Linked DNA regions of Homo sapiens: all the other regions are linked to region 2. A link is a contact called in ENCODE Hi-C data. All regions are on one chromosome and are shown on one strand. Each heading gives the region's core, a stretch centred on a gene start or an enhancer-like site at or near the end of the contact. The rest is flanking DNA. Distances are from core to core; before and after follow the strand shown. Region 1 holds the start of CHMP2B (charged multivesicular body protein 2B). Region 2 holds the start of DHFR2 (dihydrofolate reductase 2). Region 3 holds the start of TFG (trafficking from ER to golgi regulator). Region 4 holds the start of NXPE3 (neurexophilin and PC-esterase domain family member 3).

What was found. Hi-C counts contacts between places; a loop is a spot of excess contacts on that map. Pooled maps may share reads with other maps.
Region 1: a pooled map shows a loop between it and region 2 (9-fold over the local background). The contact joins the promoter of CHMP2B here to the promoter of DHFR2 in region 2. A Hi-C loop is called at or near these places in 3 of 50 pooled maps.
Region 3: a pooled map shows a loop between it and region 2 (23-fold over the local background). The contact joins the promoter of TFG here to the promoter of DHFR2 in region 2. A Hi-C loop is called at or near these places in 7 of 50 pooled maps.
Region 4: a loop to region 2 is called in a pooled map, with 3 times the contacts of the local background. The contact joins the promoter of NXPE3 here to the promoter of DHFR2 in region 2. A Hi-C loop is called at or near these places in 2 of 50 pooled maps.

Annotation. Positions count from the first base shown.
Region 1 is chr3:87,222,990-87,229,891 of GRCh38, forward strand. It overlaps CHMP2B (charged multivesicular body protein 2B), which reads left to right and starts at 4,320. Exons shown (of 6, transcript NM_014043.4): 1 at 4,320-4,567. The coding sequence starts at 4,534. It overlaps MIR4795 (microRNA 4795), which reads right to left and starts at 3,288; the gene lies at 3,200-3,288. RefSeq lists enhancers at 3,772-3,911, 4,022-4,081, 4,172-4,221, 4,272-4,341, 4,412-4,531.
Region 2 is chr3:94,056,978-94,064,182 of GRCh38, forward strand. It overlaps DHFR2 (dihydrofolate reductase 2), which reads right to left and starts at 5,939. Exons shown (of 2, transcript NM_176815.5): 1 at 5,769-5,939; 2 at 945-4,629. The coding sequence starts at 4,534. The coding sequence ends at 3,971. It overlaps NSUN3 (NOP2/Sun RNA methyltransferase 3), which reads left to right and starts at 6,084. Exons shown (of 6, transcript NM_022072.5): 1 at 6,084-6,161. The coding sequence starts at 6,150. RefSeq lists an enhancer at 5,978-6,217.
Region 3 is chr3:100,706,003-100,713,557 of GRCh38, forward strand. TFG (trafficking from ER to golgi regulator) reads left to right here and starts at 3,492. Exons shown (of 8, transcript NM_006070.6): 1 at 3,492-3,719. RefSeq lists enhancers at 3,060-3,951, 3,952-4,842 and a silencer at 3,589-3,818.
Region 4 is chr3:101,774,386-101,781,047 of GRCh38, forward strand. It overlaps NXPE3 (neurexophilin and PC-esterase domain family member 3), which reads left to right and starts at 4,826. Exons shown (of 8, transcript NM_145037.4): 1 at 4,826-4,939. RefSeq lists enhancers at 4,640-4,934, 5,499-5,548 and a silencer at 4,739-5,088.

The DNA.
Region 1 (6,902 bases), core at 3,070-5,569, 6.8 Mb before region 2:
ATAAAGGGAATTTCCCCTGCACACGTGCTCTTGCATGCCACCATGTAAGATGTGACTTTGCTCCTCCTTGCTTTTGGTCATGATCGTGAGGCCTCCCCAGCCATGTGGAACTGTGAGTTCTCTCTTCTTTATAAATTACCCAGTCTCAGTTATGTCTTTATTCGCAGCATGAAAATGAACTAATACACTTATTCATTCCTCTAGCCATGTGAGGACACACAGAAGGTGATATCTATGAAAAACAGTCCCTCACCAGATGTGGGACCAGCTAGAACCTTTATTTTGGACTTCCCAACCTCCAGAACTGTGAACAATAAATCTGTTTATAAATTACCCACTCTAAGGTATTTTGCTATAACAGCCTGAATAGATGAAGTCACTTATAAGAAATGAGATATTTTAGACTTGAAAAATGATGATTCTCTCTGTGCTAAGCTTCTACATATCTCTAAAAAATTTTTCAATGTTATATAGGTTAATGTTTTATTCTTAATTTTGTTTATGATAATCATGTAGCATCATGATAGTCACTGTAGCATTATTAAATATAAAGCAGAATACAGTGTAGTTAGTGAAATAGCAAAACAGCTTAAAGTATGCTCAAATTTGAATCCATGTGAAACATGAAACAAATGAGTTGATGTTTTCGCTAAATCCTTACATACATACAGAATTATTTATTGACTTTTAGGTTCTCTAGATCTCTACTGTTGTTCATGGAGATAGATAATGTTAGCTGCTTTTCATATATAAAGAGACTTGAAGTTAAATGTGTCAAATCAACAAAAATGTACCAAATGTATATATATATACTTGTCATTTGGCGTTAAAACATTGAAACATGGATAATATGAAAATACGATTGCATATTAAGTTTCTATTAAATATATTTACATTCTAGTAGGAAAATTATTGAAGGGCCTGACAAGAGATTCTCTCTGAACCCAAGGAGTTTAAAATTGAAGCTGAGGAGAAAAGACAAACAGAAACAAATCTGCACCGAATCCTTCCAGTACCAATGTTAGATACATATTTCTATAACAAGTCAATTCCTACACAAATAACAGATTTAAGAACAAGAAAACCATTATCTTATTATTTATTTGTTTATTTTACTTTAAGTTCTGGGATACATGTACAGAACGTGCACGTTGGTTACATAGGTCTTCATGTGCCATGGTGGTTTGCTGCACCCATCAACCCATCATCTAGGTTTTAAGCCCCACATGCATTAGGTATTTGTCCTAATGCTCTCCCTCCCCTTTCCCCCCACCCCCTGACAGGCCCTGGCATGTGATGTTCCCCTCCCTGTGTCCATGTGTTCTCACTGCTCAACCCCCACTTATGAGTGAGAATATGCAGTGTTTGGTTTTCTGTTCCTGTGTTAGTTTGCTGAGAATAAAACCATTTTTTTATTAAGGAGAAAGAAATGGGCTAATTTGGGGAGGTGGTGGCTGTTAAGGTGAAGGTAACCAAGATCAGCATCAGAAAGCCTAAATCTTCAATTTGTGTTTTCTGTACTACAGAGAAGAGAATTTCAGCATGAAGATTACTTGAGAAAGCATAAAAAGGTAAAACAGCTGGAAACAACAATACAGATAATACAAAAATGATTATTATGTGATATGGTGTGAATGTACCCCCCAAAAATTCATATGTTGAAACTTAATCACTAATGTGATAGTTTTTAGAGGTGGGAACTTTAGGATGTGATTAAGTCATGAGGGTGGAGCCCTCATGAATGAGATTAGTTCCTTTATAAAACAGGTGTGAGGGAGCTGCCTACCGCCCTTTTACCCTTCTGTCCTTCTTGCCATGTGAGGATACAGCATCTCTTTCTTCTTGAGGATGCAACAGCAAGGTACCATCATGGAAGCAGAAAGCAGCTCTCACCAGAAACAAAACCTCTGGGTTCCTTGATCTTGGACTCCCCAGCCTCCACAAATGTGAGAAATAAATTTCTACTGTTTATAAATTACCCAGTCTGTGGTATTTTGTTGTAGCTGCACAGAGGGGCTAAGACATTACGTGCCAAGCACTACTTTGAATGTTTAACATATTAACTCATTTAATCCTTGCAACAGCTATTAGGTTGGTGCAAAAGTAACTGTGGTTTTCGCCAATTACTTTTGTACCAACCTAATATATGAAAGGTGGGCTAATGTTATCTCTATCACATATGTGATGAAAGAAACACGGAGAGCTTCAGTGAACTGGCCTAGGTCTTAAAACTTAAAAGTCACAGAATTGGTCACAGAACTGGGCAGTCTGTGTCCAGAATCAGCACTCTCCAATGTTATGCTATCTTTCTTCAAAAGCTGAACAAGGAGAAGAATGCACCCATTCAAATTATAACCCGAGGTACCCAAAGATGAAAAAATGGCAAATATTTCAGTTTCAGAGGAGGAAACTATGTTATGAAATACTCCAGAAAACAACATATATTTAAGTGTATCATGCCCTTTAAATAAGGAGCGATATAATAATACAAAATGTGTACAGGAGAAATGTGGCCACCAACTAATCAGAATGGACTCTAGCTAGACTGGTGCAATCAGCTGAATATCAGCCTTCTTCAAACTATGGGAGAACAAGCTATTAGAGTACTGAGTTTAAATAGTAAATATTTCTATTTTGTCTTTATTGTAATGAACAAGCCCTGTCTTTAGCTCCTGCTGTGCACTTTTGGAGGGTCTTCCATATGGTTGCTCCTAAGTATTTTGGCATTTTCCCAACTGTTACAATTGGGTCAGTGGGGGGGATTGTATAGGAGTAATAAAACAAGGGTGACTGCAGCAGGGAGGAGTACGATTACTACACACATAACAGCTTATTGCCTCTCATGCGTTCAAGCACAGCTCTATGCCATTCATTACAACAGACAGCCAGGGCAAACTGCCATAGAGCTCACTCCAGAAAAGGCCCGGTCTTGAGTGCAGAGACTAAATCTTCTCACTTACATGTCTTCCTAATGTTTCCTTACTTCATCTTCCCATATCGAGAATAACTTGAGGAGAAGCAAAACAATTATATCTTGCATATTACTACGTCATTCTTAAGAAAGTTTTCTTGAACAGACTCTCAGCTAACTTTTAGCAGCAGCAGCAGCATTATCAGTGGCTATGAGGGCTTGGATATCTCAGGAGGGGAAAAATGGGAAAGGCTGGCCTGATTATCATAAATAATAATCCTTGAGACATGATTCATAAATCCAGAAGTGGCTAATAATATTGACATTATTGTTATAGTGTCAATATTATTAGCCACTTCTGGATTTCTTCCATATCAGAGATAATATTTATGAAAAAAAAAATGCTACCATTATTTTTATCCTGTGGAAGGCAGTGTTGCTTTAAACAGTAGAGACTATATACAGGTACGCACGCATAGGTTGTATTTTCCATTTTATACATGCAAGGATTCTTTAAATAATTCATTACATTTTTTCTTTAACATGATATGCAGTTTTTCACAAAAAGCCCAAATAAACGGCTGTGAGGAATTCTAATAGGATCACCGTATAGCCATGACACTTTATGATTCATGATTTACAAGAAATTAAGAAATAGAGCTGGAGACATTTAGACCAGCCTACAAATTTGTGTGTGTGTGTGTGTGTGTGTGTGTGTGTGTGTGTTTTAATGTTTCCAGGCAAGAACCTTAAACAAAAAGTGTAGCATTAAAAAACTTCCCTTCGTCCTCGAGACCCCCCCAACTCTAGACACTGGATCCCCGGAGACCCACGCTGGGTCGTCGGAGTCTGGAGCCGGGGGCGGCAGGTGAGCGGCTAGGGTCCTGCAGGGGTCTGCGCGGTGCGGGGGAGGTCGCCGAGTCAGTCAGTGCCGAAAGGACCGCGAACTCCAGGGGCCAACAATCACCGGGTACGGAACTCAACGTTTCCGCCAGTTCCTGGATTACTCGAGTAAAAACAAACAAACAACAACAACAACAACAACAAAAATACTAACAGCAATGGGACCGTAATAAATCAACTCGGAGTGGGTACAGGCGGTTCCGGGACAACCCACACTTAGTCTAGGAGCCCGGAGATCCCTCATCCAGCTTTCCCCGGGGCAAGGGGTGAAGCGCTAAGCAAGGCTGATCACTGTCCTCAATCATCACCCAACCCGCGCACAGAAGCCGTGGCCCCACGCTCTCCTATCCCCGCCAGCTCCAGACTCGCCCCGCTGCCAACTCCCGGTGCAGGAGGAACTGGCAGCCGCAGACGTGAGGAAAGCGGCCGCGGCTTCAAACTCCGTAGTGCGCAGGCGCCACACAACGCGCAGGCGCCGCCTAGAAGTGACTTCTCCAAAAAGTGTGTTAGTTCCCGGTCACCTGAGCTCCGGGTGACGCGGCTGCGGTAGCTGCGGATACAAGCCTTCCGCGGGTCCTGCCTGGCGACCCCGACCTCCTCCTGCTGTCTCTCCGCTCCGCCACCCCGAACCCGCCAAGGTCCTGTCCTTTTCCTCCTGTCCTTTGCCAGCGTTGGGCCGGACCGGGCCGAGCCGGGCCGCCCGGGCGCAGTCTTTAACCATGGCGTCCCTCTTCAAGAAGAAAACCGTGGATGGTGAGTTCCAGGCCGGGCTGAAGGGGCCCAGCTCTGCGTTTTCTCGGCGTCTTTCGAGGCCTGCTGGCCGCGATTCTGCCTACTGTCCCTGGAGGCGGGGCTGGATCAAGTGGTCCCACAGGTGACCGCCCTCGCGGCACCACTTCTCTGCCTCCCTCTTGCTTCTGACTCACCTCACCTTAGGCTCACCTAGGCAGTCTGGTTGCTTCCCTATCCTCACGATTCCCCCACCCTCGGGTTTTCCTCAGCAGGATCCTGAGCGTTTCGAGGAGGCTAGCTGGCCCTTGAGTGTCAATAAACTTGGAAATCTGATGGATTTCTTGTTGGTTTCCTCTGCTTCGATTGTTGCTCTTCAGTTGGGCGATATACTACTTGTAGGCATCCATACAGGAAACTGGCAGTCTCGGAATGGGGAGGGAGGGGATAACAGGCTCCAGTTAGGAAATGAAGTTGGGTCTGGGTCAGTTGCTTCTTTAAGAACACCCCATCAGTAAAGAGATGTGAAACAAATGCTTTTTTGATTAACCCCAGTAGAAAAATAAACCCAAGGGAAGTGCCCAGATTTAGTTTTCATAATGGATTTTTCTCCCTTATGATTATTTTTTGCCAACTAAAGAAAGAGATGGGGTATATATTGTCTTCATAGAAGTTTAACATGTAAAGATAATTGTGTTGTTTCCCGCATTTAGCTTAATATCATCTTAAGCGGGGAAAAAAGTGAATGTAAAGGAATGTACAAGTTTTATGGTGCTCATATGCGATGCCTATAATGTGTTTATATAACACTTGATGTTTTCATTGATTGCTACCAGGAATTAAATTCATTCAAGTTATTTAAAAATTGTGTTCCCCATTATATGTTTAGTCTAGGTTGTTGCTGGTTCAACCAAAGAATCACTTCTTTGTAAGGGTCTAATTCTGCCACAAAAGGAGCAGTGGTAGCTAGACAGTGATTGGTACAAATAGGGTGCTCAGTCCAGACCTGGACGTAACTCCTTCATTCCTTTGTGTTGACTATTCCAATGCCAGCAAAATTATTTTGGGGAGGATAACAAAGAAGTCATCTCTGCTCTGCTGCTGTACACTTCATTTCAACACATAATCTACTTTACCTCTAATTTATCAGATGACATAATACATTTTTCCTTACTCTGGGTGACTGAACATTTTTTTGATTTATTGACTTTTTATTAAGTACCATTTGCAATACCTGGAATAACTACCAACTTCGTATATTAGGTGATACAGTGATGTGAAATGGATTTTATGTGTGCTTTTCATGAGAATGCTGCTTAATCTTTAATATGGCACTTTATTTTTTCAGTGTTTTAGCTGCCACTGTTGTGAGCTTCACTTATTTTACAGTACTCCAGGGAGTGGGGGTGGGGGAACGATTTATTTTCTTTTTGCTTGAGTTTTATATAGTTACAGTTTTTTTTTGTTGTTTAGTTTTATATAGTGAGAATTTACTAAATGGAGAAAAAATGGTTTCATCTCCTTTACTGTGATGTTACAATTAGAGTTAATTTTTTTTTAACAATAAAAGCCAAGCATACTAGTTTTAATCGCCTAATACCTGTCAAATATTTTCAAAGACATAAATCTCAGTTCTGTGCTTCCTGGTGCTTTTGGAAATTTAGTGACTATTGTACTTGAAGTGTAGAGGAGAGAAAAAAAGACAATGGGGATGTGCAATGAGTGTTTAACTGTATACTCATTTGCAGTTAATTCTTCCAAGAAATAATGTTTTTGCTGAATAGACTTATTTGTAAAAGAGTCTTAAGGACTCTTGCTAGGAACTATGCCACTAAATTAACCATATGTGCAATTTCCAAATGTAAATTTGGCCAGCAGGTACATTTACTATAAACTACCAAGATGCATACTTGATGTTTTCTTATATTATTGTGTCAATTCCAGTCATTTACTGACATCTTAATAAATAGATCTGTATTTTCGTTATTTTGATATAGAGCTTTACTTTTTTTATTCCCTGTTTTATTGAAAGGAAGTTTTTTTTTGTTTTGTCTAAAAGGTGACAGCATTCTTCTTGGTAATGAGGCTGTATATTATGAATATGAAGTTTAATGTATTTTTATGTCTCTCAGATCGTTGGATTGATCATGAGCTCTTTTATTGTATGCTGACTTTTAAATCTGTTCCAGCAGTAATGAAATTCTGATATATAAGGGAAACATGTACCTGCCTATAGATCTGGGGAATAATTGAATCTTTTTTCCTGTTTGGATTGGCTGGAAGAGTTATATACTGTATCATTAAAGACTACTGCACATGTAAATTTAAAAGGAAGACAACATTACAGCACTTATTACTA
Region 2 (7,205 bases), core at 4,689-7,188:
GCCTATAACTATGCTGTGTTCTGTAGCATTGATCACAGGTTTCCTGTTGTGTTTTCCTGTTGTTTTTCTGCCATATATTTTAAGGAGCTCAGGGCTCTCTTGATGTCATATTGTTTTACTACAAAGCGTCTCCTTACCTTTTTGACAACATAAACCTCTATATGAACATGAAGGGTTTTGACACATTTTATATAAATATGAAAATTCATAAAACATAGTTTAGGAGTTATTCCATAAATTACTCTGAAATACTTCTTAAGACCAACTGACCTTATAATAAAATTGCTTAGATATGTAAAAATTTGTTTCCTGCCTAGAGGTACGTCCTTATTAAGCTGCTTGGTTCTTTAACGCTAACATTAAAAAAAGCACAAAAAACAAACTAATGTGATTTATGTTATTTGTGTCAGCTCAATGTCTTATGTCTGCAGTGGTTTAATTCAAGTTTGCTGCTAACAGTTTTTATTCCTAAAACTCAATGTAGAATTGTTTGTTCTTTGGTAGCTATTTGGGGTGCGGATGGGGAGTAAAATCCATTAACATTCTCATGATACACATATATTGATTCTAGATAGATTAAGAGGTTAAACATAAAAGATCAAACTATGAAAAGGTAAGGGGAGAAACAGAAGTGGCTTCACTCGGGGAAAAAATGTATAAGCCTGAAAGCAGTGGAATCAATAAACTCAATTTACAATGCACAAAAAAAATTTTAAAATACCTTCACACTTAAAGTCAAATGGTTATAAGAAAAATTGAGAAAGTGTTTTAACATCTGACATGGTTATCTCAAATATAAATAAAATGATACTAAGACACCTATAGATAAGTGGACATGAGCGGTAATCTAAAAAAGAAATAACTAATAAGATTTGAAAACCTACCCAAACTAAGGGCATAATTAACTAGGCATTATAAGGAGATTATTAGAGATTCAGACAAAATTCATAAGCAAAGTTGTTTATTTAAAATCAGAAAATATAAAGATGCTGAGTCCCAAAAATGTGATAAAATTAATATGACCTCTTTCCAAGTATAACACATTGCCTTTCTCTAACAGAAATAAACTATGATTCTTATTACAGTCTTAAAATTCTTTTTTTAATGAATGAGTGTAACTTTTTATTAAGATAGAATTATTTTTATTAAAGAAATATATGAAAATGGTTAAGTAAAATCAAATGGCTCCAAAAGTCTTACAATGAAAACAGTCCTGCGACTTGTTCTTTCCAGAGGAAAGCACTTTTCATTCTCTTAGTTTTTCCTTCTGGTAGTTACCTCCATGGGTTTTAAAAAATTACTATTTTTTTAGTTTTTCAAGTGAATACATATATTAATACATGTAATCTTTAAAAGCCTCTTCAGTTTATAATGCATCCTAACAGTCCCCTGCCCCATCCCTCCTAATTCTCTGGAGCAATGACTTCTAACTCTTCTAGCAATGTTCCATTCTTTTCTTCACATAACTACTTAGTCATTTCTTGATTATGTTATACATTATATAGTGATTTCTTGATATGACAGATGAGGATTTAGCTCTTACACCATCACTATCTTCACTTTTCCCCCCATATTGTCCCAAAGTAGTTACCAGATTTAGGGGCTAAGCAGTCAGTCACCACATCATTATGACTATGTACATATTGCCCATTGTTGAGAAAAACAGCGTATGATGCTCTTACTTCCTATCCTGTACTTCTTCCTGCCCTAGAATTAATTATTGCCTAACCAACCCTTCCCCCTTGTTTTTTTTTGTTTTTTTTTTTTTTTACTTTTGCTTTATCTTCAATGCACTTCTTTCCAAATGCCCCAAATCTGGCAATAACCTATTATTTTTAAGAGAAGGGATCTCACTATGGTGGCCAGGCTGCTCTGAACTCTTGGGCTCAAGCCATCCTTTTGCTTAGCCTCCTGAGTAGCTGGGACTACAAGCATGGGCCATCCCACCCAGCTAATCTATTAGTATTTTTACTGTTTCTTTTTAAAGCTAGCTCCATAGCTGGAATATTGCCTGTGTTGGATACTATTTGCTGGATCCACGTCATTCTCTGGTTTGTGTACGCCTTCATTTTGCTGGAGTATTTTCTCCGATAGCTTCCCAAGAAAGGGTACATGTAACCCCTGAGTCTTTGCTTGTCTAAAAATGTATTATTTTACCTTCACCCTTGATTCTTTGCCTGAATATAGATTTATCAGTTGAAAATAACTTTATAGAATTCTGAAGGCATGGTTCCGTTGTTTTCAGATTCTTTTTTGAGACAGGGTCTCTTCTGTCACCCAGGCAGGAGTGCAGTGGCAAAATCACGACTCACTGCAGCCTTGAACTCATGGGCTCAATTGAATCCTCCATCTCAGCCCCGTGAGTAGACGAGACTACAGGTGTGTGCCACAATGCCCAGCCAATTTTTGTATCTTCTGTAGAGACAGGGCTCCACCATGTTGCCCAAGCTGGTCTCAGGTGATCCACCCACCTCAGCCCCCCAAAGTGCTGGGACCACAGGCGTGAGCCACCACTCCTGGCCAGTTTTTAATTCTCTCTCTACTTCTTTCATTTCTCAAAGGCATCTCAAACTCAGTGGGCCCAAAACCAAAGTCAAACTCCATCAGAATATCCTGCTACTTCCAACTTTAAAATATATCTTAAATCACAATTTCTTACCACATGCAATCCTTTGGTTCAAACTACCATCATCCCTCACTTGAACCTAGAATTGGTTTTCCTGCTTCTGTACTTTTTTAAATTATAAAATATTTCAAATAAACCATGTGTGGCTTTATACTTTTTACTAAAAGAATGAAGATCTGCCAAGTGCAGTGGCTGATGCCTGTAATCCCAGCACCCCTGAAGGCCGAGGCAGGAGGATCACCTGAGGTCAGGAGTTCGAGACTAGCCTGACCAACATGGAATGTCCCCACCAAAAATACAAAATTAGCCTGGCGTGGTGGCACGCGCCTGTAGTCCCAGCCACCCAGGAGCCTGAGGCAGGAGAATTGCTTGAACCTGGGAAGGCTGAAGTTGCCGTGAGCCAAGGTTGTTCCATTGCACTCCGCCTGGGCAACAAGAGTGAAATTCTGTCTTAAAAAGAAAAAAAAAAAAAAGTATGAAGAGTTTACATACTTAAACATGGAATTGCTTTAAGTGTTTGGCATTCACCGTTCCCGTACATTACAGCAGCTTCTTTCAGCAAACACCTGGAACTTGCTATTGAGTAGGTGGAGTACGTTCTGCCCACACACAGGACAGGGAGCTGACAACCAAGGAGTGGGGGTTAAATACTCTAGCTTTCTCCCCTCCGTTTCCCTGTATCTCAGCAGTATGGAGCTCGTTACCATTGAGAACCTCCTCACTGATTTTGAACTGGTTTTTACCTTCTCAGTTCCATTTCTCCATACTTCGATTGATGACTTCTGGTATGACCTAGCAAATAAACTGCTTTCACTTAAATTTCAGTCTTGGAATCTGCTTTGGGTTCCCCAATCTAAGACAGAAATATATTCATTTTCCCATCACTGGACTTCCAGGTTGTTTTCAGTTTTTCACTGTTACAAAAAAGGCTGCAACATTTGTCTACAAACCTCTGGATATACATGTACGAAGCTTTTGGTATTTCCTACTAGTGAAACTGCTCAGCTGAAGGGTATGTGCATCTTCATCTTTAATAAATACTACCAACATTAGAAAAGCCTGACAATGTCAAGGAGTGGCAAGAGTGCCACATGTGATGGGTGTGGAATGGCAGCTCACTGTAGCAGGTGCTGGGGACTCAGTCGGGGTCTTGGAGAGACAGTTATAGCAAGAATGTTTCATAAATGGTATCTGATATAGCCAAGATTAGTGAGGAATAAAAACACGTTGCTTAGAAATAATTATCCATAGATCTGAAGTCAACAAAAGTCCCTTTTCTAATGTAAAAATGCATACTTTTCTCAGAGGGAGGGGGAACAACTTAAACCAGAAAACACCTTCATATTAATCATCCTTCTCACATACTTCAAATTTGTACTTGATGTGTTTCCCCTCCTGGACATCAGAGAGAACACCTGGGTATTCAGGCAGAAGTTTATATTTCTCCAAGTCAATTTCTGAAAAAAACGTGTCACTTTCAAAGTCCTGCATGATCCTTGTCACAAATAGTTTAAGATGGCCTAGGTGATTCATGGCTTCCTTATAAACAGAACTGCCACCAACTATCCAAATCATGTCTACTTTATTTGCTAATTCTGGTCGTTCAGTAAGTTTTAAGGCATCATCCAAACTTCTGGCAAGAAAATGAGCTCCTTGTGGAGGTTCCTTGAGTTCTCTGCTGAGAACTAAATTAATTCTATCCTTTAAAGGTCGATTCTTCTCAGGAATGGAGAACCAGGTCTTCCTACCCATAATCACCAGATTCTGTTTACCCTCTACTGAAGAAGTTGTGGTCATTCTCTGGAAATACCTGAATTCATTCCTGAGCGGCGGCCTGGGCAGGTCCCCGTTCTTGCCGATGCCCATGTTTTGGGACACAGCGACGATGCAGTTTAGCAAAAGAAACATGACAGCAGCGGTTAACACCTCCGAACTTGCTGGCTACGCCAGGAAGCCAGGCCAAGAATGCCGCGAAATTCCCTTCTTCAAATTTTTTTACGTGCCTACATTGCAAATACAATACCACTGTATTAATTAATTGCAACATTCTGGAATGAACATAGAAAAATAAATTATATAAAATATATTTATAAAGTATAAATTTATAAAATATTTATAAAATATAAATTTATAAAATTATAAAAAATACAGAGGCTGAAAGGTTAGACCGACTTTTCCACAAACATTAAACAGACGGCATCCAAGAGATGGCATCATTTCATTCCTGATTATCATAGTCTTTTGTACCAAATCTAAATTCTAATAAGATGCATTTTTTAGGTGACTTGGAAACTTGTTTAAATAAATAAATATATTAAGCTTCAAATCAGATTAGAAGGAAAGACATGTTTTTACATGAATATAAGACTTGTACCTATAGCATGTACGTATATTGATATGAGCATCAAGGAACAACTCAAAATGATGATTATTAACTATCAGGGACCATATCAAACCGGTTTTTTCTAATTGCTGATTGCTGCTACAAATGATAGTTACTGAAGCATGACACCAAAAGAGCAAATAAACTTCTATTCGTGTCAAAATAGGTGTAATAAACATCTTCCTTGGAGAACCATTAAACATTGCTCCCTTGTAAAGGTGAATTGGGGAGGCTAGAGTGGAGGGTCCTTTTGGTCTTCACGCATTTGGTATCAACGCGACAAAAATCACAATGATCACAATAGTGAAAATAATAGCAGCTAACATTTGGGCATTTACTGTTTCCTAATCACTGTTGTAACCGCTTTACATGCCTACTTCAGTTTAACACTCTCCATTAAAAGGAGAGATTATCCCCATGGGCCAGGTCTGGGGAAAAGCATGACTTAATTTCTTTTTCATTATATTCCACCCTTTTATCCTTGGGTACTGAATGTCTAGGTTAACAGGGGTCACTAGATTTGGTAGATTAAGTCAGTAACTAGCTTCGCTTTGAGAATATTTTAAATCAGTCATCATACAACATAACCCCAAAACTCATTCCTTTATTGAGCCCCATGCATATACACACTGTTCAGCACAATATGCGACTTTTTATTTATTTTTGAGACAAAGCCTCGCTCTGTCGCCCACGCTGCAGTGCAGTGGCGCGATCACGGGTCACTGCAACCTCAAACTTCTGCCCAAGCGATCCTCCCACCTCAGCATCCGCAGAAGCAGGGGCCGCACAGGCGCGCAGATGTGTGACTTTCTAAGGTCCGGCCGCCCAAAGCTACGCCGACCAATCCAAGTAGCGAAAGTCGCTTTGGCCCTGGCCCGTTACCTCCGCGTCCTGGGAAGTATCAGCCTTTACCAGCTACCGGAAGTAACTGCGCACGAAATCTCCCGCGGGAGCTAAGCCTCTTCGACAAGAATTCTATAGCGCGAGCAAATCAGTATCTCGCGAGAAATTGAAGAGGAAACGTGAGAATGAAAGTGGATGCCCGCGAATCCCGGAAGTCAGACTGTTTTTTTCAGTTCCCTGGAGGCTTTTTGATACTGATTCGCGTACACCTGTTGTTTGAAAGCTCTCAGCGGGACAATGCTGACCCAGGTGAGACCTGGGGCCCGGCTGGGTACCTCTATCTGAATGAGACGCTTCTGGACGCGGCCGAGGTGGCGAGGGAGGGTGCTGGGATGGGGGAACATCACCTTTGTTCGTCCCCTCGCGAGATCAGCGTTTCTTTGGCTTTACTGTCAAGCCCTGAAATAATGCTGAGTGCTGTAATGCTGAGTCCCTTCCGTCCAGCTCGCAGACTTCTAGTACCCACTCCCTCCAGCTCTTGGAGGGCTGAGATTTGTTTTCTGTGTCACAGCGGTATCCCGGGAGCTTAGAACAGTGTCTGTTACATAGTAGGCATTGAATACACGTTTCTTGGATGAATAAATGAAACAATTGCAAGGAAGTTCACGATGAAATTGGAGTGACTTTTCTCCCTAAATTAACTTTTCACTTTAAAATAACGTTGCAAAGATAGTACAGAGTTCTCAAATACCTTTCACCAATTTTTCTTGATGTCAGCATCCCCGGTGACTTTTTAGTTTTGTTTAGATACAAGTTCTTGCTCTGTCACCCAATCTGGAATGCAGCTGCTCCATCATAGCTCACTGTAACCTTGAACTCCTGGGTTCAAGCGATCCTCCAGCCTCAGCCTCCCTAGTAGCTAGGACTACAGGAGCAGGCCACTACGCCTGGCTAATTTTTTTTTTTTTTTTACTTTTTGTAGAGACACGTCCTTGATATGTTTTCCAGTCTGGTCTTGAACTGGGAAATGATCCTCTCGCCTCGTCCCTGCAAAGCATGAGCCAGCTGGAGTACAGTGGCGCGATCTCGGCTCACTGCAACCTCCACCTCCTGAGTTCAAGCGATTCTCCCACCTCAGCCCCCTGAGTAGGTGGGGTTACAGGCGCCCACCACTACTCTCGGCTAATTTTTGTATTTTTAGTAGAGACGGGTTTCCCGTGTTGGCCAACCTGGTCTTGAACTCCAGACCTCATGTGATCCTCCCGCCTCTGCCTCCCACAGTGCTGGGATTACAGGTGTGAGCCACCTGCCTAGCCCCTACAGTGACTTTTTAAAATTAATTTTGTTCCTTTT
Region 3 (7,555 bases), core at 2,242-4,741, 6.6 Mb after region 2:
TTTGTTTTTTCTGGGAGCTTGCCCTGTAAAGTGGTGGGGAACTTAGTTTTCATTATTTTATTCAATAACTATGTATTGAATGTCTAGATCAGCCTCTAGTGATACAAAATCTAGGAAGAACTGCCTTTGAGAGTAGTTTCTCTAAAGAGAGATTGGACATAGAGCATCATGGTAAGGCAAAAGCATTTTAGGGATTTCACGGATGTGAAGCTGGTAGGACAGGTTGAAGTATTTTGCTTAGCTAGTGCTAAGAATCACTCACTCAAAGGTACAAAGTAAGAAATCGTTCCTTTCTCCTTCATTATCTCTGCATAGGGTGGCAGCTTCCTATGTTCACACAAGCAAATCTTTACATTTAGCCAGTGAAGGTGAGGCTGAGCTGACTAGCTGGCTCCTGTTTGGTCCTCATGATTCCCCTTCTGTTTGGAGTTCTCTTTTTTTAGCTAGCTGCTGCCACAACAGAGCTGATTCTTGGCAAGGGACATAACTTCTCGTTGGAAATTCTCATCCAAGGAGGAATGTACACGCTTTCCTTTGTTCTTCTGAGGACATATAAGATGACTCAAATTTTCAAAATGATTTATACTAAGTACTAAAGAAGAACATGATGAAACATAGATTTTATCTAACTTGCTAACAGGGCTCATAGTCTTTGTCTCATTTCTTGTCCAGTCTGAGAATCCCGTTTTCATTCTTAGGATTTTTTCCCCCCATTCCATGTGAGGAGTTTTAGCTACACAGACTTTCAGGGAGAAAGAGCAGGTGGTAGCTAAGTTGGTTGGTTGACTCCTTCTCTTAAAATCACAGTGTAAGTCTTAACCCTTCTTCAGATGAAACATGGAAAATAACCTGTGTAGTGCAGAATCTCATATCTTTCCTTGCTACAGTCTGGGTCAAAGATATTTCCTTGCACTCCTTCTCCTTCCTTCACATATCCTCAACTTTAATATACTACCATTAAGCAGTATTTTCTTTTCTTTTTTTTCTTAGCAGTTCCTTGGAAGAAATGAGTAGTATTTTCTAGTTCAAGACTATGCTCAGTGTTCATTTAAAACCAAATTCATCTAGATGCAGAAAAGAAGGCCAGTATGTATCTACAGACATAGTAGAAGAGACCCATCTTCTTGTAAGTGAGGTAACTGGTTCAATTCAGGTTATGGCTCTGTCACTAGATATCACCTGTATTTATTGGGAGCTTAAGTACATAGATGTGCATCAGCTTCGACTTGAGAAATCACCAGAACCCCACCTCTCAAGTTCCACAGAAGTAGCTGGGAATAGGCTTTACCATAAAGAAGACTTTACTGATGGCTTCGGGATGAAGCATGAGGGAAATTACAACATAAAGAGCCTCAAGTTGCTTTCGGAGTCCATGAGCTCCATGAGCTCCAGCTTTTCCACAAGGCCAGCTTATGGGTGCCTCTCTTCCTAGCGTACAGATGACCACAGTGTAACAGGGACCAGCTTATTTCTCCTCAGTAGCAGGACTCTTGAGTGCCCCCTCACTGGGGATCCTCAGCAGATACTCTTTTCACCTTATAATAGGCCAAGGTTCACCTCCTTATCTCCTGCCTCAGGATCTGACCTCTTTTTAGTTTAAATATACTACTATAACAGTAGTATAATTCACTTCCTTCAGGGAATATTTTACCTTTGCCATATGGTTGTGGTTTTACCCCATCCCAAACCATCTTAATGACATCATAATACTATTATCTGACAGCAGTGCATCTCCCCAAATCTGTATTATTCAGTTTTAAAAAATAAGCAATGAATAACATTCTTTGGAGAGCAATTAGGAACTGTTTTTCATTTCTTCTGCAGTACTCCACTCCCTTATCCCTGCAAACAATTGCTCAAAGGTCAATACAACTGTTGGAAAATACAAATCAGAAGTGAACAGTGTAAACTTACATTATTTCACTCTCAAACAGAAGTTTCAGAGACTTATAACTGAAAAAGATCACACTACTTATGGTTGTAAAAGAACGTAGCTTCTCACCCTGAAACACCAGAATTTACTCCAGGTCCTTTAGGAGTATCTGGTGTTAAAGCAAACTAAATATGGCCTGAGAAGGACTCCATACATCTATACTTGAATCCTTGTGGATGAACTGTAACCTAGCTTAACAGACAAGATTGAAAACCTAACTTAGAAGTATGCGTCTCTTACAATAAGCGAGTCTTGGCCAATTCCAGCCGCCACACTTCAATCACTCATAGACTGCTAAGTGTTCAAATAAGGCCAACGCCAACCTGTAACCAATCCAGCTGTTTCTGTACTTCACTGCCAATTTCTGTACCTCATTTCCCTTTTTTTGTCTATAAATCTTCCACCACGTGGCTCTGCTGGAGTCTCTTAATCTGCTGTGATTCTGGGGGCTGCCCAATTCGTGAAATCGTTCACTGCTCAATTAAACTCCTTTAAATTTAATTCAGCTTAAGTTTTTCTTTTATAACTGGTAAACAACTGGAGACCAGGTAGGGTCTAAATGCTTTATTTATCAGCTTAGTCTCCACCTTAGAAGTGACAAACATTCTCCGTTTGGCCAAACTTCGGGCTCCTGGGCCTTCTCCTAGGACCATCTGTGCATCTTCTTGTAAAACTCAGTTTCAGCAAAGAACCTTGTTAAGGCAGTGTAGTGAGAATCCCTCACCCTTGATGGGGTTCCTCATCCTCCACCACCCCCAGGTGATGTCTGCTATCCTGGCCTATCTTCGTCTAGAATCCTGTTGTGTTGGTTTAGCCAGAATCTCCCTTGCCCCTGATATTTCCTCTTAGTAATTTTCCATCCACTGACCGACTTCCACCCCTTGGCTATAAATTCCTACTTACTCATACTGTATTTCTATTTGAACAGGTAAGGGAGAAGGGAAGAGTACGTAGGACACACTCAAATGCCTTATCCTCTAAAAATCACTCAGGAATCTTTAGCCTTAATTTCCCAGCTTTTGTCCTTTACACAGTTACAGATTTTCCTTGCTCATAAACGCTGTAGGTCTTCCCTGCTTAATTGGAAACTCCTTGCTCACAAAATGATTCACCCCCATTCCTAGAACCGGGCTTGGCAAAGCATAGGCTCCCAATAATGAATGAATGGATTTATAGAAGAAAAGGTTTTTTCTTTTTCAGCTGTTACTACAATGGTCAACAATAACGACAAAAACCACTTAAAGTTGGACAGACGTCTACTGCAACCAACTCTCAAAAAGTTTAGAACAGCGCACTACGCCCCGCCCATTGGCGAGAAACGGAAATACCCGCTTTCGAGAAAACCGGAAGTGCGTGGTCACGCCCCGCGCATGCGTGCATCGGGGCAGCTCACGCTTCCTAAATCCCGTCATCCAGTGAGAAAGCAGGGACTCTTCGGCCTAGGCAGCCGGGACCCAGCCAGCCCTGCGCCTCGCGCCGTCGCGCATGCGTCCTGGGTATGTCCACGCGCAATAAGGAGGGGCGAAAGGACATTTTTTTTTTTCTTGCTCCCGCCTCTGTTCTTCCCCCACCTGCCACGTACAGAGCCCAAGTTCTCGCTAGGCTTGTTGGGTCAGCGCGATTGGCCGGGGCCCGCGCGAGCCTGCGAGCGAGGTGCGGCGGTCGCGAAGGGCAACCGAGGGGGCCGTGACCACCGCCTCCCCGCGACGCCCCAGTCCAGTGGCCTCGCGTCCGCCCATTCAGCGGAGACCTGCGGAGAGGCGGCGGCCGCGGCCTCCGCAAGCCGGTATGGCCACTGGAGACGGGGGTTGCGGGCGCTCTGTCCGAGGAGGCCGGGAGACTAGGAGGCGCTGGGAGGGCCTCGTTCGAACCGCGCGGCAGCTGGGGTCGGAGGCACTGTGGGAAGGGGCTGGAGGGAGGAGGGGGTGGGAGGGAGGAGGGGGTGGGAGGGAGGACGAGGCCGGGGGGGAGGGCGGGCGGGGCCTTGCATGGGGGGAGGGGAAGGGAGGTCGCGGAGGGGGAGGGGAGAGAGGCAACCCCTGGCTGCGGTGGCCAGGAGGCGCGCCTGGGGGGCTCCGGGAGGGGAGTGCGCCAGCTAATGCCTTGGTGCAGCCTGCCTCCAAGCGTTTGGATTGAGAGGAGAGGGGCTTTGGGAGGTTTGGGGCGGCCGGCGCCCAATACCCGAAGGAGCTCGGAAGGGTGTGGAGTGGCGCCTACGGGAATAAGTTGATTGGGGTCATAGAATCGGAGCCTAGTTCCTTGGCTAAGTCAGCGCTTAATCAAGCGCCGGCTGGAGGCCCAGCCTGGTTTATAGTGATGATTCTAGCTAACTTTAAGAGTTTGCTTTGCTGGACACTACAGTAAGTATTTTGGATGCACTGTCTCATTTAATCATCACAAGGATTCCTCCAAATTCAGATATGGTTGTTTTCATTTCGAATGTGATGAAAGTGAGCCTTGGAGGACTTAAGATCACATAGCTAGTAGTGAGAATCTTTACCGTCTTGCTGCACTGCCTTTGAGGCAGGGTTTGAGGCCTCTTGGCATTCTTTAGAATAATTACAGGTTGACTTGGCTTAGTATTTCTTGAAGGAAACTGCTCCCCTCAGGAGGTGCTTAAGCCACAGCCTCTGAAATTGAGCAGGGTCTTACCCTTAGAGGTAGTAGAACCAGAAGTTTGTCCGCCGAACCTAGAACCTGGTTCAGGAGGCAGGCTTTTTATATGACCTTGGGCGTGTCAGATTATTCCCAGTGCTGAGAAAAGTGTACCTGGTAGAGGGTTATATTATACAAGTTAGAAGCCGAGTCATTTCTGGACTTCAGAGGGGGCGGGGCAAGGACAAGATGGGAGAAGAGCTTGTCGTAGGGCTCCTACTGGCAGTTCTAGGAACTAGTTAATACCAGTCTCTACTTTGGAAGAGAAAATGAGTACCAGAATTCTGTATGTGAAGTAATGTTGGGTTGGGATTTCCCCTTGAAGGGAAAGTTTTGTTGCACACTTACTTTTGAGATACTTTTGTGTTTACTCTGGGGAGATGACTGCAAGAGCAAACGACAGCTTTAGGAAAGAAGCACTGGTTCCTGGCCACAAGATGTTTACAGTCAATAGGAAACACAAAAAGTGAATTTGCAGGTAAACACGGCAGATAGAAAGTATACGTGACTCAATTTTTTTTTTTTTTTGAGACGGAGTCTGGCTCTGTCGCCCAGGCTGTAGTGCAGTGGCGTGATCCCCCAGCTCACTGCAACCTCCGCCTCCCGGGTTCAAGCGATTCTCCTGCCTCAGTCTCCTGAGTATCTGGGATTACAGGCGTGCGCCACGACAACTGGCTCATTTTTGTATTTTTAGTAGAGACAGGGTTTCACCCTGTTGATCGGTCTGGTCTTGGACTCCTGACCTCGTGATCTGCCCGCCTCGGCCTCCCAAAGTGCTGGGATTACAGGTGTGAGCCACCGTGCCCGGCCCTCAAATTTTAAATCCATTGAAATTGGGCAACAAACCCGTACCCCAGTCAGAAGGACATACCATCAATTATCTTCAAAGCTGGAATTTTTTTCTTAATTAGGAGTGTGTCTGATGGAAGTCACTTCTAGCTACATAAAGAAGGTACAGTGTGAGGGGTCGGATGTAAAAACTGATCTATATTACAGCTTTCTTCTCCCATAATTAAAAAATTTAAACAAAGTCTTTAAATTCTATATGTCAGGCACTTTTCTAGGTGCTGCTGGGAATAGATAGTACCAGCTCACTGAAGCTAAGCACTGGTTCCTTTTACATTATTGCTGGTTTACACTTCTTGTAGGAAGGAGAAGGTAACAAATACATTGATTTATTGAAAGGTCTTTATTACTCTTAGGCTGCCAGAGCAAGCAAGATGGAATATTTACCATCTTGGTGAAGTAATTATACTTTAGAGTTGGCACATAGTAGGTATTTAATAAGTAGTTCCTGAATACCGAAAGCATTGCAGAAGGCATTGCAGAAGGCGAAGAGTTGGTTGTGTGGAGATTTCTGTTAATCACTGTCTTCACGAGAAGTCCATTGTGAGAACTGGCAGATAAAAAGCTAACTGTATTCTTATTTTGCATTAAGATAAGCATGGCATCCCTAGAGTGGAATGCAGTTCACTCTGTTCTGCATTGACCTTAGAGTGTTATATTTAGTTTTAATGACCCATTTCATTGAAGATTTATTAATAAAATATCTGTTGAGAGCATGGTGAGGGGTCTAGAGATATTAATTTAAGGACTAGTTAGATGGAAGGACCTAGCGTATTTATATGAAGAATAGTAGGGCATTAATATATAATATTCATATAATAGGATTCATGAAAACTTTTTTGAAGTACTTGAAGGGTTGATATGTTGGGGGAGTAGGTGAGTGCTTTCACATACCCCGAAAGAATAAAGAATAATTGCAGAGAAGTGTGGTGTTAATGAAATAACAGATTTAAGAGGAGGAAGCAGAAAGCTGCTAGTAGTAAGGCGGGAAGTTGAAACTAGAATGTGGCCAGTAGTAGTTTGTAGGATACCTTGAAAAGTCTCAAGAGATCATTTTCTTGGGGCAGGAGGAGGAAGGAGTTATGCTTGGAAAATGTTCAGCGATTATAGATAACATTCAGGAACATCTTGGCCTTGAGAAGAAGAGATATTAATCCATTATTTTTCCCTTTATTTAATAGCTGTTGAATGACTGTTGTCTGCTAGGCACTGTTGTAGACTCTGGGAATATGGAAAACATAATCGTTTACTTCCTACCATCAAGTGGAAAAGACAATAAAATGTTATAAATTTTTAATGTCTGGTAGTGTTAAGTGCTTTGAAGAAAAATAAAGCAGGATAAGAAGATAATGCCAGGGGAGCCATTTTAAATTAGATGGTTAGGAAAGATCTCTCTCAGTTAACACTTGATAAGGAATCTGAATCATATGAGGGGTATCAGAAAGGGTCAAGACAAAGGGAAAACTTGAAGTATGGGAATAGCAGGGGTGAGTGAAGAAGAGAGGTAGGAAATGAAGTTAAATACTTGGCCAGGGACTGGAGGCCAGATGATTTTATAGGTCTTGCTTTTTGGGATGAGAATGCATTGGAAGGTTTTGAACAGAATGATACTAGGTTTTACTTAACAGTGTTAACTCTGGTGTTCTGAGACTAGATTAAAAGTGGGCAAAGGTAAAAAGCAGGCAGACTGGTTAGGAGTCTTTTCCAGTCATTTAGGCAAGTGATGATGGTGGCTTGAATCAAGTTGATAGCAGTGAAGGTGCTGAAGTGGTTGGACCCCAGAGTTATTTTAAAGGCAGTGGCAACCATATTTTCTTGGCAGTTTGGATGTAAGGTTTGAGAGAGAGAGATCAACCAAGATTTTTTTGTCTTATACAACTCGAAGGAAGATAAAGAAGCCTCTAGGAGAGGCAGGTTTTAGGTGGAAGATCAGGAATTTATTTTTAGATATATTAAGAAAAATCTAAATGGTCATGTCAGATGAACAGTTAAATATGAGAAAAAATAATAGTAGACGTAAAATAAAAGCTTATTTTATTATCCCTACAGTAAAATAATGTTGCCTCCAGACCATTTTAACATAAATATGGTAACATGGGGATAATGAATCTTTTGGAGGCT
Region 4 (6,662 bases), core at 3,576-6,075, 7.7 Mb after region 2:
GGGCTTGCATGTGGGAATTTTTAGGGTGAAACTATTTTGTATGGTACTGTGATGGTGGATACGTTTGTCTACAAACTTGTCAAAATCCATAGAACAATACATCACAAAGTCTGAACTTTTTTCAAGTTTTGCCAAAAAATAAATCTCTATTGAGGATGTCAAGGGGATCTCAGAATGGAATGTGGACTATGACAAATGACACCAACTGTATTACAAATTTATGACATAACCTCACTGAGCTAGAGACAAAAAGAACTGTATAGGAACACTGTACTCTGGTTGGTAAATGTTTCTTACAGGGGTACAGGTTGTCTATTCTGTAACTGCATCTATACTAGGCTTAAACAAATAAGTAAATATAGATAATCATGGCCAGCTATCTCACTGTTAGAAAAAGAAATTACAAATATGCAAAGGAGAAATGCAGGAATGAACCCTGTGGTGCTGGATTGGAGTTGGAGATATCAATATGAACTCATGTCTACACAGGTAGTTATGGAAGTAAATATAGACATGTATGTCTATATAAATGTAAATGTATATATAAAGATACAGTGCATATGTTTATACATGGGTTAGTATACCCATGTACATTTTTAGCTCTGTACAGGCCTAGAAAGAATGATCCTTCAGTAGCAACAAGCATACATAGCACTCATGTCTTGGTCTCTACAATTCTTCAATAAAAGGGAACAAGGCTCTTTGGAGAAATGGTTGATTCCAGGGGCGGAGCAAAGAAAAAAAAAGTGATCCCAGAACATCTTAAGTGCCAGAAAGTAAGGAAGTGATAAGCAAACAAATGATCAAGCATGTAAAAGAGATACATGAAGCAACCTGAAAGAGGTCCCAATGGCAAAAGCTGAAATAATTTGAGCAGCAAAATAACAACAGATTATAAATCAAGGAATAAAATAAATATCCATGAGTGCACCCTGATGTAAATTATTGAATAAATAGCTGGAGAAGAAGGGGCAACTCTTTCATTTTTTTTTCTAAGTTTTTAATCCTCTCAGGGTACAGAAGGACAACTCTTAGAGAAGACTTCCAAATAATAAATGCAGAAAGAATGAAGGAAATAGGAAAATCACCATTCGAAAACCACTATAATAATTGCTACAACAGAAATCCACGATGAATACCTAAATTAGTGGGCAAAACTATAAGAAGAGATAGAATATTTGTGTAGCTTCAAAGTATCTTCCCTTAAATATATATTGATTATTATGGTGGTTTAAACATGTACCCAAAAGTTCATTGATACTCCTTCCTTCATAAGATAAAGCTTAATTTCCCTCTCCTGAGTGTGAGCTGGATTTAGTGACTTGCTACTAATGGATGGAGTATGGAAAAAGAAAATTAGCAACTCTATTGCGGAGAAACGTAGCATATAACACCTCAATCAAATGATCATGGTTAACATCACCAGTGATAAATCATGTCACATTTTCCTTAATCTGATGCAGTGAAGACATTTCATTCTGGTGTTCTTTCCCCGAGTCTAACCATGAGTAAACAAACACCAGGCAAATTCAAGTTGAGGGGTAGTCTACAAAATGCCTGATCAATATTCTTTTTTTTTTTTTGAGATGTAGTCTCACTCTTTCTCCTAGGCTGGAGTGCAGTGGCGCAATCTCGGCTCACTGCAACCTCCACCTCCCAGGTTCAAGCGATTCTCCTGCCTCAGCCTCCTGAGTAGCTGGGACTACAGGCGTGTGCTACTACGCCTCGCTAATTTTTGTATTTTTAGTAGATATGGGGTTTTGCCGTATTGGCCAGGCTGCTCTCAAACTCCTGACCTCATGATCCACCTGCCTCGGCCTCCCAAAGTGCTCACACCTGTAATCCCAGCACTTTGGGAGGCTGAGGCAAGTGGATCACTTGAAAGGCCAGGAGTTTGAGACCAACGTGGCCAACATGGTAAAAAACCCTGTCTCTACTAAAAATTAAAAAAATTACCTGGGTGTGGTGGTACACGCCTGTAATTCTAGCTACTCTCAAGGCTGAGGCAGAAGAATCGCTTGAACCCGGGAGGTGGAGGTTGCAGTGAGCCGAGATTCTGCCACCTCACTCCAGACTGAGCGACAGAGTGAGACTCCATCTCAAAAAAAAAAAAAAATGCTACTGATGTTATTTTGATTATCAGTGGAATTTGATTTGAGGACTACTGAACTGCAGAAATCAAGAGTGGAGGAAAAAAAAATTGATCTCATTTTTCCCTAAACTATGCATGTGAGATTAGCCATCATTAATTATAACTTTTTTTTTTTTTTGAGACAGTTTCGCTCTTGTTGCTCAGGCTGGAGTGCAATGGCGTGATCTCGGCTCACTGCAACCTCCGCCACCCGAGTTCAAGCGATTCTTCTGCCTCAGCCTCCCGAGTAGCTGGGATTACAGGCGCCTGCCACTATGCCCGGCTAATGTTTTTGTATTTTTAGTAGAGACGGGGTTTCACCATGTTGGCCAGGCTGGTCTCAAACTCCTGACCTCAGGAGATCCACCTGCCTCAGCCTCCCAAAGTGTTGGGATTACAGGCATGAGCACCGCGCCTGGCCAATTATGACTTTTAAAAGGAAAATATGTCCATTAATTTGAGAGCATGGACCAACGCAGTAGTGACATCAACTACTTCACTCACTTTCAGTCTCTTACCCTTGGCAGCCTCCTCCAATTGTTCATGGTGTTTTGGAACAGAGTGGTTGGTACCTAATGTGACAGTGGTCACTTAATTTTCAGTAGGTAGATGGCCTTGGGGCCCAAATTTCAGTGACTTGTTCAAAGGGAGGAAGCAAAGGAACTGAATGAGGAACTGACTTGGGCTCAGGAGTATGCATGTAGGCCTCCGTGAAAACATCTGAATGAACACAGAGTCCACTGTGGTCAAGAAATATAAAAATACTTAATGTGCTTGTGCCTCAAGCTTCTGCCATCAGGGACAGGTTTATTTGCTTTTATTTGTCTACTCTTAAGATCTATGCTTTGTTTTGCTTAGAGAATCAAGTTTAGCATTAATAAACACTAGTGTGTAAACTACATTTTCAGATGGGGCAGAAATGACCAGTTCCTTTGGTTTCATATCATCATATAAACATTTTTTTATTTTTTGAGACAGGGCCTCACTCTGTCACCCAGGCTGGAGTGCAGTGGCTGCTCTTATTTGTGGTTATGACTGTAAAATATAGGTAAATATAGGTAAGATCACTCAAATGCCTCAGGGTTATGAGTGCTTGGGGGAGAATGGGGTCAATGAGGTCCAAAACCATGACCTAGAAGTCATCTTGTCCTAAGTATTTTACCACTTGTAAGACAGCCAAGCTGTACATGAGGCGGGGGATCCTACTGGGAGATAAAGCATAATCAGAGCAGAAGTCTAGTATATGAGGCTCTTCTTCGATAGCAGAAGGAAGCTACCCTTTTATGTCCTCAAAAGGTCCCAGAGTGCTGTATTTCCTCGAGGAAGAAGGAGTATCAGATCATTACTACAATGGTTGAACTAGTTTACAGTCCCACCAACAGTGTAAACGTGTTCCTACTTCTCCACATCCTCTCCACCACCTGTTGTTTCCTGACTTTTTAATGATCGCCATTCTAACTGGTGTGAGATGGTATCTCATTGTGGTTTTGATTTGCATTTCTCTGATGGCCAGTGCTGATGAGCATTTTTTCATGTGTTTGTTGGCTGCATAAATGAACACTTGGACACAGGAAGGGGAACATCACACACCTGGGCATGTTGTGGGGTAGGGGGAGGGGGGAGGGATAGCATTAGGAGATATACTTAATGTAAATGACGAGTTAATGGGTGCAGCATACCAACATGGCACATGTATACATATGTAACAAACCTGCACGTTGTGCACATGTACCCTAGAACTTAAAGTATATTAAAAAAAAAAAAAAGAAGATCATTACTACAGAAGAGATCTTCCACCCTGTGGCAGAACTTCCTTTTATCCCATTCACGGATCTGGTTGCCCACGAAGCAGGCCTGCCATGAAAACATCTGAATGAGCATGCAGAGTCCATTATGGTCAAGAAATGGAAAAATACTTAGTTGTCATGTACATTAATTATTTTTCTTAAACCTTGGGGTAATAGTCCGGGGGCAGGCCTGCTTTTGGGGCCTGTGTTAACCCCACTGTGCTCCAAGCACAGAGAAACACGGTGCAGCCCACAATTCCTTCTGGTTTCTTGAACAAGTGTCTTCTCAGGACTCCTCTCAGTTCCTGAATTTCACAAAACTGCTACCGACGTTTTACCAGTTAGAAAAATGTCCAAAATAGGATAACCCAGAATTGGGGATGGTGGAGGGTGAGGAAAGTATGCTTTGCCAAGAGACCGACATCATGTACAGTGAGAGTAAAAGGAACGGGCTGTTTTACTGGCGAGTAGAAGTTGTTGACTAATGTCAAAGCAAGGAAAAGATTCAAGGATCCGCTATATCCGTGCTTATACTTGGCAAATCGCATTTCTCTGGTTCAGGGCACAATAAATTCCATCACTCCACAGGAAAGACTGCCCTACTAGAGTCAACTGCGGTTGTGGGCACTTTCGCTGACAAGCGAAAAGCCTTGAGGTAGGTGGATGCTCCCAGGAAACTCAGACGTCCGAAGTTCACGAGGAGTTGGGTCGTGAGAGGGGCCAGACCTCGATCCGCGGGGCGACAGCTGCAGTGTCGCGTCGCGAGCAGGAGCTTGGCGGCGTAGAGCGCCAGGGTGCCAACTTCGCTTCCAGGCCTGTGGGTTCCGCCCGGCGCGTGCTGCTGTCAGTCAACGCCCTCGGCCCGCCCCCGCCGAAGCTCCACCAATCGTAGCCGGGGGTCGGAGGTGAGGAGACGTCGCCGGGTGAGGAAGCGGGGGGCTAGCGGCCTGGCGCTGCGGCGACCGACCGGGGCGTCAGGATCCCTGGCCCCCGGAGAGCGAAGGGCGGGCGGGTCCCGGAGGTGAGTGCTGGATGTGGTCTGTGTGCGGACGTCGGGAGGGGCCGCTGCGGGCGGAGCGACCCATTGCCCGGCTCTGCCAGCGCGCTCCTAGACTGCGAAGCCCCTCCCTCCGCGCGCATCTGCTCCCGAGTCCCCAGCCCCGTGCTGATAGGTGCAGCCCCTGGAGTCGTGGCTGTGGGCATAGGTGCCAGGGAGGGGAGGCCCGGGTCGAAGGCATAGGCAGAATTGGAGCCCTGGGTTGCCAAAGCGTCGCAGCTAAGAAGCCGGAGCCCAGGCTAGTACCGGCGGGGCGGGGCGGGGCGGGGCCGGGAGCGAGCATCTCCATCCTCAGTTTCCTCCACTTGCGGCAACGCCACAGCTCGGTACAGTTCGGACCTCCACGCCGCAGCGAAAGACTTCTGTCCTCCAGGCACCTTCACTAACCCGGTGCGGAGCACTTGGCGACGCCTCCCTGCCCATCTCATATCTCTCGGCTCATCGCTGCTCTGGGCACCAGCTGCCTCTTGGCTGGCGCTGCTGTCACACGGTGGACTGTTCTGGCCTTACTGAGCTGCCGTTTGGGGACATCAGATTCAGGTCGTATGGGGAGAAACGAGTGTAACTTTACAAGGTGTGATATGGAGACCCTGGCCTGTTGCCCATTTCTGCCTGATCAAAGGCCACTAGGGTGGTAATAAGAGGGGTTCCGAGGCAGGATTTATGCAGCATTTGTGCAAAATTGTAAATTTTCTTTGCTTTTCATTATTTACATTAAAGGGGGATTGTTGCCACATTTCCTAAAGATAAAGAATCACACTGCTTTGGTGGGCCTCCCCGCTCCTCACTGTGGTTAATTATCATTTGGAACATCAGGATATATTTGAAACTGGCAGGACTCCCAGACCCTGATAATTGTTTGGAGGCAGCAGTATACTATTTCTCCGTAGTGTTTGGGTTCTGCTTTTCTTTGAATTTGTTTAGTATTTTTTTTTCCATGTCTGTTATCCTCACAATCTCTTTGGGGCCAATAGAGTGCTGTTATTTGTTACTGAGAAAGGAAACGAAGGGATAAATCACTGAAGTGGGGTTAGCCTTCCCCATTGCCTGGGAATTGGGTTGTCCTGACCTGACAATTTAAGTTACAATTCAAACATCATTTTGGAAAGGCCATCCTTTTACCAACTGAAACGAATAACAGTCCCTGGCCACTCTATACTAGTGGTTCTCCCACTTGGCTGTATGTTGTAATCATCTAGGGACCTTTTTAAAAAAAGCTACTTCTTGGGCCTATTCCTACAGATTCTGATTTAATTGTTTGAGTGGGGCCCAGTTGTTTGTATTTTAAAAAGCTTCCACGATGATTATTAATGTTCATGCAGGGTTGAGGACCACAACCTATCAATGTGTTCAATATTTAAAAAATAGCACTTAGTACAGTGTGACTTATATAACTGATTTTATTACTTCTCCACTTGCTATGTAACCTCCATGAATACATGGGGCCCTGCTTTGGAAGAAGGGCAAGGGAAGGTCCAGATGAGTCAGCACTTTGTGCATGTGAGGCTGCGGGACACGAAGGAGAAATGGAATCTGTGGAAACAAGTCCTGCAGACTACTGCCCCTGCTTCATCTTTTTTCAAGGATTGACCCTATTTGGTTAACCCATCATTGTTAGGGTCCTGGATGGGTCTCCAGTTCTTCATTCTGTAGATCCTGCCCTGTTTCAAGGTCTTACTCAGCATCC